Regions from separate parts of the Homo sapiens genome. Here region 2 is linked to region 1. A link is an interaction called in ENCODE POLR2A ChIA-PET data of the cell type or tissue named here. Cell type or tissue: HCT116. All regions are shown on one strand. Links, peaks and the distances in the headings refer to the core of each region. The heading gives the core; the rest is flanking DNA. Region 1 overlaps RBM42 (RNA binding motif protein 42). Region 2 overlaps GPR42 (G protein-coupled receptor 42).

Evidence for each region. ChIA-PET counts read pairs that join two places held together with the same protein. Peaks named below come from ENCODE experiments on the same cell type or tissue, not always from the same donor. Only the 100,000 strongest peaks of a DNase experiment are listed, where the experiment ranks them.
Region 2: POLR2A ChIA-PET joins it to region 1 with 5 read pairs; 2 of 35 experiments call an interaction of 5 or more read pairs at or near these places.

What each region holds. Positions count from the first base shown.
Region 1 is chr19:35,635,568-35,640,933 of GRCh38, reverse strand. It overlaps RBM42 (RNA binding motif protein 42), which reads right to left. Exons shown (of 10, transcript NM_024321.5): 9 at 3,582-3,776; 10 at 3,249-3,492. The coding sequence ends at 3,380. Among named protein-coding and RNA genes, the nearest start is that of ETV2, 3.5 kb to the left of the region's middle. In HCT116, for the core only: no CTCF peak of the experiment used is centred there; no DNase peak of the experiment used is centred there.
Region 2 is chr19:35,372,219-35,377,542 of GRCh38, reverse strand. GPR42 (G protein-coupled receptor 42) reads right to left here. Exons shown (of 2, transcript NM_001348195.2): 2 at 4,581-5,324. The coding sequence ends at 5,143. Among named protein-coding and RNA genes, the nearest start is that of GPR42, 3.8 kb to the right of the region's middle. In HCT116, for the core only: no CTCF peak of the experiment used is centred there; a DNase peak (open chromatin) is centred at 2,372; H3K27me3 peaks cover 452 bases.

The DNA.
Region 1 (5,366 bases), core at 54-5,053:
CGAAACTTCATCTCAAAAAAAGAAACAACAAAAAAAAAGTCTGTAACTTGCTCAAATAATTCAGCAAAAAACAACAAAAAACCACAGCTATACATGTAACATATACATACATACATGAAATATTTAGGACATACCTAAACTATAAAATTGTTCACGTAAAATTCAATAACTGGGTGTCCTATATATATATAAAATATTTTTCGAGATGGAGTCTCACTCTGTCGCCCAGGCTGGAGTGCAGTGGTGCGATCTCAGCTCACTGCAACCTCTGCCTCCCGGGTTCAAGCAATTCTGGTGCCTCAGCCTTCCAAGTAGCTGGGATTACAGGCAAGCACCACCATGCCCGGCTAATTTTTTGCATTTTTAGTAGAGATGGGGTTTTGCCATGTTGGCCAGGCTGGTCTCGAACTCCTGACCTCAAGTGATCCACTTGCCTCGGTCTCCCAAAGTGCTGGGATTACAGGCGTGAGCCACCATGCCTAGGCTAATTTTTGCATTTTTAGTAGAGATGGGGTTTTGCCATGTTGGCCAGGCTGGTCTCAAACTCCTGGCCTCAAGCTATCCACCTGCCTTAGCCTTAGTGCTGTAATTAGAAGCATGAGCCACCACCGTGCCCAGCCATCCTGCTGTATTTTAATAAGTATGTAATATTTACCATTAAAAATAACTTTTGCATATCGGCATCTTCCAGTCCCCAGCCCAGCCTCTTGATCATTAACTACTTGCCGTTCTGGAGAGCGGGTGGCATTGCTCCTCCTTCCATTTTACAGTAAAGTAAACCGGGGGTCCCATGGAGTGGGAGTGGGACTGGGATTGGAATCAGTGTGGGGTAAGCCACAGAGCCCTGGAGCATCACTGGTCCCTCTATCCGTCCAGCGCGGAGGCCTGAAGGGAGTCCTGGCTTCCCATCCTTGAAGCTGGCCTCTTGTCTGTCTCTCCATGTCTCTCTGCCCTCTTTCTTCAGGTTGGCATATCTAAAGCTGGGTCTCTGTTGCCACGGGCCTGACTCCAGTGAGGCTTTGTCACCTGGTCTCTTCTGACATCTCTGTCCCTCCCCATCTGTCTTTGAGTGTTCCTATCTCATCTCCTTGTCCGTCTCCATCTGTCTCTTGGTTTTCTCCCCGTCCCCCTTCCCACTGCACAGTCTCTGATGGTTCTCATCTCTGCCTCTGAGCCTCCTGCTCACAGCGCCATCTCTACCTCTGCTTGCCACATTCTATGTGTGTGTGTCTCTTCTTGTTCTCAGGAAGACTTGTGTGCATTAAAAAAAAAGATAAACATTTAGGGGGTACAAGTGCAGATTCCTTACTGGATATATGTCAGTATATCCAGTATACTGGCCTGGGCCTTTAGTGCACCCGAATGGTGAGCAACGTACCCAACTGGTAACTGTTCAGCTTCCCCCACGCTCCCACCTTTTGGAGTCTGCAGTGCCTGTTACCCCACTCTGCATGTCCACGTGTACCTGCTGTTCTGCTCCCACTTGGAAGTGAGAATCACATGCATTTGGAAGCGTCCTTTCTGGAGCCATCCTCTCTTCCCATCTCCTCCCGTGACCCTATGCTTGCTGTCAGTACAAGGGGGGTCAGGGGTAGAAAAGACTAGTGATGGGGGGAAGGGGCTTTGAGGATCCTGGGGCTGGGTGGTCTGGCCCAGGTGGCAGGGGGCTAAAGGGCACTTCCTGCCAGGGAGGCTCTCACCCTCTGACCAGACTGGAAAATGTGACGTCAGAGAGGGGGCAGTAAGGCGGGGAAGACAGGAACAGGAGAAATTCGACACCTCTCCTGGGGGACCTCGGTCCCTGAGAGGCCTTGGTATTGTCCATCCCCCGACTTATGCCCCACAAAGTCCTGCCCAACCTGCTCCCTCCTAATGGAGGGTTCCGATGGCTGTGTCCCTGGGAGACCCTCCACTCCTCCCCATACTCAAACCTGCCATCTCCCTCCTCTGGCCCAGTCCCTGCCCCAGCCTTCTAGACTTCCAGCCACAGTGGTGGTCGCAGGGCGTTTTTTTTTTTTTTTTTTTGAGACAGAATCTCACTCTGTCACTAAGGCTGGAGTGCAGTGGCGCGATCTCAGCTCACTGCAACCTCCTTTTACCAGGTTCAAGCGATTCTCCTGCCTCAGCCCTCCCAAGTAGCTGGGACTACATGTGCCCGCCACCACGCCCAACTAATTTTTGTATTTTTCAGTAGGCACAGGGTTTCACTATGTTGGCCAGGCTGGTCTCGAACTCGTGACCTCAAGTGATCTGCCTGCCTCCCAAAGTGCTGGGATTACAGGCGTGCGCCACCGCACCCAGCCGGTCACAGGGCCCTTTCTACAGCGCACATCTGTGCTGCCCAGGACCTTGCTGCTGCTTGAATTTTCTCAGCTTTTTGGGGCTTGCTGCTGCCTTCTGCGTAAAGCTTAAGCCCTCAGCCTGGCATTCAAGGCCCTGCACAGACACCTCTTCAGACAGGCAGAGGCCAGCTTGGAGCTGGGAAGAGAGGGGAACAGACCCCAAGTCTCTGTTCTCTCTATCTGTGGGTCTCTCCTCCTTTTTCATTTCCCAGCTCCAAGGGAGAGAACAGAGACCAACAGGGATATAGAAGCTTAGAGACAAGAAATGGAGGGGTACCCACAGAGACAGAGATAGAGGTGCCCACCGAGACTTAGAGCATGGTGAGCTGGCTGGGCATGGCAGACTGGAGAAGCTGGAAAGCCCCAGAGGAGACTTGGGGGTGGACGGTTCCTTCAGGAAGGGCCCCCTCACCCACAGGTCAGCGCCCCCATCCTGCCCTGACCACTCTGGGCTCTTATCGTCAGGGCACCGGGCCTATTTTCTGCACTGGACCTTGAGCTCTAACGGTGCAGGGCCCAGGACTTTTAGTCACCATTGTGTCCTCAAGCACTGTTCAGACCCTTGGTGAGAGTCTGCTGGATGGAAGAGGGCCTAGAAGCCTGTGAGCTCCAGAAGGGAAGGGCCTAGATCTCCTACCTTGGTGCTGAGAACACAGGAAGTAGCCAGGACACGGGGATGGGCCTCAGCTTGGCTTCACCCTTGCCATTGGCCCCCCTTTCTCCTCTGGAATAAGCAGCACTCAGCATGTGTGGAAGAGGTTTGAAGAGGGAATGGGTGCGCAGGAAGGGCTCAGAAGCCCCCGCCTGGGTGTTTGCCTGGGTAAACTCTCAAGGCTCCCCGCCATTTCCAGCTGTGGGGAAGCCAAGCCCTGCTCCCCACAGCGTGCTTCCATGCCCAGCCAGGGGTGGAAATGAACGTAAATTTATTGAAACTGGTTTTGGGGCAGGGGATGGGTGGACAGCTGGGGGTTTTCCAAAGAGAACTGAGGGAGGAGCCAGCGCCCGGCCAGGTGGGAGCGGGTGCCTGGCCACAGACCCTATCTCAGGCCCAGCTTCTTCTTTTCCTTCTGCTTCTTGCGGACCACGTCCAGATTCCGGTCCTTCCACATGCTCTTGCGAAGCTTGATGGGGCGCGAGCCCACATACTTCCCTGTGGAGACAGAGGGTTCAAGGCAGGCTCGGGTCAGGCTTAGGCCAGCGCCTGCCGCGCCTGCAGTTCCCAGGGGAGGCCGCACCCACCATTCATCTCACGCATGGCGCGCACGTAGTCGCTGGGGTCCTTGAAGCTGACGAAGCCGTAGCCCTTGGTCTTGCCTGTGCGCTTGTCACGGATCACCTTGGCCTTAAGGAAGGATGGGAAGCGGCTGAAGGCGCGTGCCAAGATGTCATCGTTCACCTCATTGCCCAGATCCCCACAGAAGATCCGGAAGTCATCTGGGGATGGGGAAGAGATGACATCAGAGGATGCAGAGGCCTTGCCCAGTGTCTACCTTGTCTGAACGATCCCACCTTTTCGGAGGTATCTAGTCTCTGCCTAGGGACCTCTTAGTAATAATGGTCAACACCTACTGACCCTGCGCCAGGAGCTCTGCTGGCACCTGGAGGGGTGTTTCCATTTCTGGCACTCCCAACCATGCTTTTACACTGAGGCACAGAGAGGTGAAGTCACTGCCCACAGTGACACAAGCAGGAAGCGGCAGAGCTAAGACAAGAGCTCAGGCATCTGGCTCCAGTCCTTACTTTTAACCTTGAACTGCACTGCCCTCCCCACCCCAGGGCCACCTCACTCATTCCTGTAGTAACACCCTTAACTCTGCCCTAGCCCTGGCCTTTCCTCTGAGCCTTGGTGTCCCTTGGTCCCCTGGACCCCTGTCACCCACTGGCTGCCCGTCATGGCACCTCAGGAACATGGGCTTCATCTTTCCTCAGCCCTGCTTCCTTGGCAAGGCCTGCCCTAACTCCCCCTTGAGACCTGGACATGCTGCCTGCTCCTCCGCCATGGCTGCACCCAGCTGACATTCTCATGCTGCCTCTGAGTTGGGCCTGTGCTTCCACTGAACATGCTCTGTCCCAATGAATCCCTGTCCCCACAAGGGAGGGGATGAGGAATATGAGGCTTAAAAGGCTAAGTGAGCCAAGCACAGTGGCTCACGCCTGTGATCCCAGCACTTTGGGAGGCTGAGGCAGGTGGATGACTTGAGCTCAAGAGTTCAAGACCAGCCTGACCAACATGGTGAAACTCCATCTCTACTAAACAATACAAAAATTAGCTGGGTGTGGTGGTGGGTGCCTGTAATCCCAGCTACTCGGAAGGCTGAGGTGGGAGAATTGCTTCAACCCAGGAGGCGGAGGCTGCAGTGAGCCAAGATTACACCACTGCACTCCAACCTGGGTGACAGTGCGAGACTCTGTCTCAAAAAAAAGAAAAAAAAAAAAAACAAAAGAAGAAACAAAACAAAACCAGGCTAAGTGACTTGCCCAAGGTCACAGAGCTAGGGTCTTCTCTGGGCCAGGTAGACGGTCCCAGGAGAGGGGGTGGAAGTCAAACACTGAAGCAGGAGGGGTCCATCTCCTTCCTCAGCCATTGCACGGCTGCCCCATGGCGTCTGTGATATGGGACACTCTAAGCACAAGTTAGGCAATGCCAGGAGCAAACAACCGGACAAACTCAGAAGGTGGGACATCATACATGACAACTGCCCTGGACACTTCAAAAAATATGTACAAAACAAAGAGGCAGGAAAGAGACCGTTCTTATTAAGATATAATCGAGGCTGGGCGTGGTGGCTTATGCCTGTAATCCCAGCACTTTGGAAGGCTGAGGCAGGCGGATCACAAGGTCAGGAGTTCGAGACCAGCCTGGCCAGCATGGTGAAACCCCGTCTCTACTAAAAATACCAAAAATTAGCCAAGCATGGTCGTGCGCGCCTGTAGTCCCAGCTATTCGGGAGGCTGAGGCAGGAGAATTACTTGACCCTGGCAGGTGGAGGTTGCAGTGAGCTGCCGAGATTGCGCCACTGCACT
Region 2 (5,324 bases), core at 325-5,324, 260 kb after region 1:
CTGGCCAGGCTGGTCTTGAGCTTCTGACCTCAGGTGATCTGCCTGCCTCAGCCTCCCAAAGTGCTGGGATTACAGGTGTGAGCCACCGCACCCAGCCATGTTGATCAGCTTTCATTCCTTCTATCCCATCTTTTCTCTGGAATGTGATCCCAGCAACATTTTCCCAGAACACAGGCTGCTGCTTTGATATTTTGATTTGCCTCCATATGAATGGCTTTTCAGAACTGGCCTCAGAGGAAAGTCAGAAGGCTTCCCACAGATGTTAATGAAGTTTTGGGAACCACAACCACCAGTATCTCTTGGGGACTTTTTACTGTTGTTTTCTAAACCAGAAGAGTCATGTCCTCAGAGAGGAAGGTCAAAAGTTGAGCACCTTCTCACACTATTCTCCCCCAATAAAAACCTCTGTCTCCTACTTGTAATTCCCAGAAACGGTGGTCTCACTTTTCTTCCAGGTGTCTTTGAGCTTTTATCGATGCTCAGCTTCATTTTTTTGGAAGAGTCCCGCAACTTATTTTGTAGACTCCCAGGCTTCTTGCTCTCCTTGTCTGGTCTTTGTTTCCCTTCTGATGTAGGGCAGATGAGCCCTAAATAGGGGTTTAGCCTGGGAAGGTTCTTGGCTTTGCCCAGAACCCAGAATTTATTTATTTAATTTTTAAATTTTTATTTTTTTTTTGAGATGGTGTGTCACTCTGTCACCCAGACTGGAGCGCAGTGGTGTAATTTTAGCTCACTACAACCTCCGCCTCCTGGGTTCAAGCAATTATCCTGCCTCAGCCTCCTGAGTAGCTGGGATTACACGTGCGGGCCACTACGCCTGGCTAAATTTTGTATTTTTTAGTAGGGACTGGGTTTCACCAAGTTGCCCAGGCTGGTCTCGAACTCCTGATCACAAATGATCTGCCTGCCTCAGCCTCCCAAAGTGCTGGGATTACAGGTGTGAGCCACTGCACCCAGCTCACCCAGGAAAGAATTTAAAGGCTAGCCAGTGGTAGAAGAAAGTGGTTTTATTAAAGTGATGGTGGTATAGTTCTGGCAGTGCAACAGCTCTGTGACTGCCCCTGCAGAGCAGGGCTACCCCATAGCAATGTGCTAAGAGTAGCCGCTTAGGGCAGTTTTGCATTCATATTTATATCTATTTTTCATTACATGCAGATTAAGGGGCGGTTAATGCCCAAAGTTTTAGAAAAAGGGTGGTAATTACCAGCTGTTGCTATGACCATGGTAAACTGACAGGGGACACTGGTGGGCATGTCCTATGGGAAGTCGCTTAAGCTCCGTCCTTGTTTCCCTGTTTTAGCTAGTCCTCAATTTGGTCCAGTGTCTGAGCCCCACCTCCAAAGTCAAGTCCAGCCTCCTACCTCCCTTCCACCTCCGCCGGCCCTGACCAGGTCTATGTCTGCCCCCTCCCAGCTGAACCCAGTTGAAGCCGGCTGACGGATCCTGTCTTGCAGCACAGCTTCCCATGCCCCACCAGGCATATGCACAGCCTGAGAGGCCACTTACTGCACTCTCTAGTGGATACATGTTTAACTCATAAAAAGGCACTGGCATCCTGTCTCCCAGTGGGGAATTCCTGCTCTCTCTCCTGTCTGCCACTGCCACTGGTTTACTGAGTAGTCTGAGCGTACTGGGCTCAAGCCTGCAATGGTCTCACTGCCTTCCATGGGATGGATTGAACCATCTTTGTCAGTTTCTTAGGTGGCTTCCAAAGGTTTCTGGTCACGCTTGGTGATTTATACATTTCTTTCTTTTCTTTTCCTTTCTTTCTCTCTTTCTTTCTCTCTCTTTCCCTTCCTTCCTTCCTTCCTTTCTTTCTTTTTTCTTTCCTCTCTTTCCTTTTTCTTTTTTTTCTTTCAGGGTCTTGCTCTGTTACCCAGGCTGGAGTGCAGTGGTACAATCACGGCTCACTGTAGCCTCGACCTCCTCCTGGGCTCAAGCGATCTTCCCGCACTCTTGGTGATTTACTCATTTCTTTTCTTTTCTTTTCTTCCTTTCCTTTCCTTTCTTTCCTCTTTCTTTCTTTCTCTTTCTTTCTTTCTTTCTTTCTTTCTTTCTTTCTTTCTTTCTTTCTTTCTTTCCTTCTTTCCTTTTCTTTCTTTCTCTCTTTCTTTCTTCCTTTCTTCTTTCCTTTTTTTTTTTTTTTCAGGGTCTTGCTCTGTTACCCAGGCTGGAGTGCAGTGGTACAATCACGGCTCACTGTAGCCTCGACCTCCTGGGTTCAAGCGATCTTCCTGCCTCAGCCTCATGAGCAGCTGGGACTATGGGCACATGCCACTATGCCCGACTAACTTTTTTTCTTAGATTACGGAGTCTTGCTTCAAGCAGTCCTCCCACTTCAGCCTCTCAAGGCACTGAGATTACAGGCGTGAGTCATCGCACCCAACCAACACTGGGTGATTTAAAATTTCTTGTTTCCTCTCACTCCCCTGTAAGCTGAGACTTGACCTATGGCCTCAGGAAGCTGTAGCCGAGATGGGTTGAATCTTCCCTTCCTCTTGTCCTTCTGGGTTGACCTGCCCTTGGTTTCGGTGAAGGAGGATCTCTCCTTCTAAAAAAGTTTCTCTTGTAAACCTTTAAAAACTTGTTTTGCTAATTAACAAAAGGATATTGCTAAGAAACCTTGTTCTCAAAAGTCAAAGATAGTCAGAAACTTAGCTGCATGAGATCATGAGTAAGAAAGGAACATATACTTCTGCTTAGAGGATCAGAGTCTCTGACACAGAGATGCAACCTTGATTTTCAACCCACCAGAGCTTCAGATAAGGAGTTTTCCAATACGAAGTTCTACCTTTATCTTTGCTTGGTATTTTCCAGAGAAACAGGACCTTGAGTAATCTTCCTGGCCTCCATCTAACACTGGCCTCTTTCCACACATCCCTGCTTTGTGTTGAGCCTATCACACACCTCTTCATCTAAATTCACGCTACTCTTAGCTCAAATTCGATGATAACTGGGTCTCTTCTCTTGTACGAGACCTCACACTTCTTCCGTAGTGTGATCTCCATTCCTGCAGCAAGGTCCTCAGCCTAATTTTGTTGGGCTACAGTTCTGTGAGACAGGCTCTATCAGTATATTAGATGGGACCATTTCTGCAGCTCAGACATTCTCAGCAGCAGCAATGTTGATCCCAAATAGGTGAAAACTAGTTCTTGGGGAACAACAACAACAAAAAATCTCACAATGGTTTGTGGCTTTCTTTTCCTTCTTTTCTTTCTTTCTTTCTTTCTCTCTCTTTCTTTCCTTCTTTCTCTCTTTCTTTCTTTCTCTCTCTTTCCTTCTTTCTTTCTTTCCTTCCTTCTTTCTTTCTCTCTCTCTCTCTTTCCTTCTTTCTCTCTTTCTTTCTCTCTTTCTTTCTTTCCTTCCTTCTTTCTTTCTTTCTCTCTCTCTCTTTCTTTCCTTCTTTCTCTCTTTCTTTCTTTCTCTCTTTCCTTCCTTCTTTCTTTTCCTTCCTTCCTTCCTTCCTTCCTTCCTTCCTTCCTTCCTTCCTTCCTTCCTTCCTTCCTTCCTTCTGTTTTTTGAGACAGAGTCTCACTCTGTCACCCAGGCTGGAGTGCAGTGGTGTAATCTCGGCTCACTGCAACCTCTGCCTCCTGGCCTCAAGTGATTGTCCTGCCTCAGCCTCCCAAGAAGCTGGGTTTACAGGTGCATGCTGCCATATGCGGCTAATATTTGTACTTTTAGTAGAGACAAAGTTTCACCATGTTGGCCAGGCTGGTCTCAAACTCCTGACCTCAAGTGATTCTCTTGCCTCGGCATCCCAAAGTGCTGGGATTATAGGCATGAGCCACTGCGCCCAGCCAGTTTCTGTCTTTGTAAAGGGCCACAACACATAAACCGACAGTGTGTTGGTTGCACTGAAATTGCATAAGCAGGCAGAGGAATGTGCTGTGTAGGAAAGATGTATATCCAAAGAGGCTTCTGAAGGGGACAAGGATGTAAAAAGTTGAAGAGATCCTGCATTAGCTAAGATCGAGGAGCATCGGGTGCCCACTGTGAGTCACCTGCCCAATCATTGACTCCAAGTATCGTAATCTATACTTTTCAAGAAGTCTTCTTTACTGGGGAGAGGATGCACTCACACAGATACTCACTGTGCTTTGCATTTACTTCTGTTCCTTATCACAGCCTGTTTGCATTTGTCCTGCTCAGACAGCCTCATCTGACTGGGCCAGGTGACCACAGGTGACACACAGATGGAGAACAGCAGAGTGGCTTAGGGGCATGGGTGTCAGAGTCAACTGACACCAGCTTCTGGTCCCACTTCAATCGCCCACCAGCTATGGGATCTCGGGTAGGAGATGTCACCTCTCTGGGCCACTCCTTCATCTGAAACTGGGGATAATGCTGGTACCTCTCACAGGGCTATTGAGAGATAGAAGGAGATGATGTGTCAGGCCAAGTCCTTTAGACAGGGCAGCTGTTATTTTCATCCCTGCAAGCCAGATCCTCTCCCAGCATCCAGGCATCCTGGTGTTTGGCCCTTTTCCTCCAGAGTCTGGTGTTTTCTCCTTCCATCCACCAGTCCCACCCGGCCCAAGCACACCACCAGAACAAAACAGGAGAAGAAGGAAACACTGTTCTCTTTTGCTTGCTTCCACATTTATTTGGGTAATTTTTCTTCTGTCATTGTTCATAAATGTCTCTGATGATCCACATTTATTGAGCAATGGGAACTTTCTGGAAAAGGCACTGTGGGAGCAGAATGCGGCCTCATCCCTGGAGCCCTGTCTCCCCCGCTCCTGACTCGCTGGCTGGGAGCAGCTCTGAGGATGGGGTTCTCCCCTCTCCTGCCCCTGCCACTCACTGGGCAGCCCCCTCAGACCTGGGCACTGCTCTTAGCTCCTCTGCCACCCTCAAGAAAACACAGGAGCTGCCTGCTGCTATGAGGACCTCATTGTTCTCCAGAGCAGCCTCTCACCCTGACCCCTTCCCAGAGCCCAATCCATAGTGTGTGGGTGGATGGGGATGGAGGTGAGATCGAGAGCTGGGCTTTAGCGCGCATACCCTTAGGGAGGCTAGATGTCTACTCTGCCCCCAAGCCCCATCGGGCCCCAGCTCGCCACTCCAAGTCCCTCCTGGCGTGAGCGAGGAAGCGCCCTGAGGATGACACGCCAGCTACACCCTCCTCCCCCGGAGGACCTAGTTTTCAGCACAGGCCACCTGGCCACCAGTTCCACAGCCCTGTGAGTGTTCACTGGTCTTTCTTTCAGCTGGTCGGTCCGCTCTCTGCTCCTCCCCTCCCTTCTGCTCCTTCAGCTCCATGCTGCTCTCCTGCTGCCACTGGCCCCAGAGCCCACACAACCTCCTCAGCAGCTCATGAA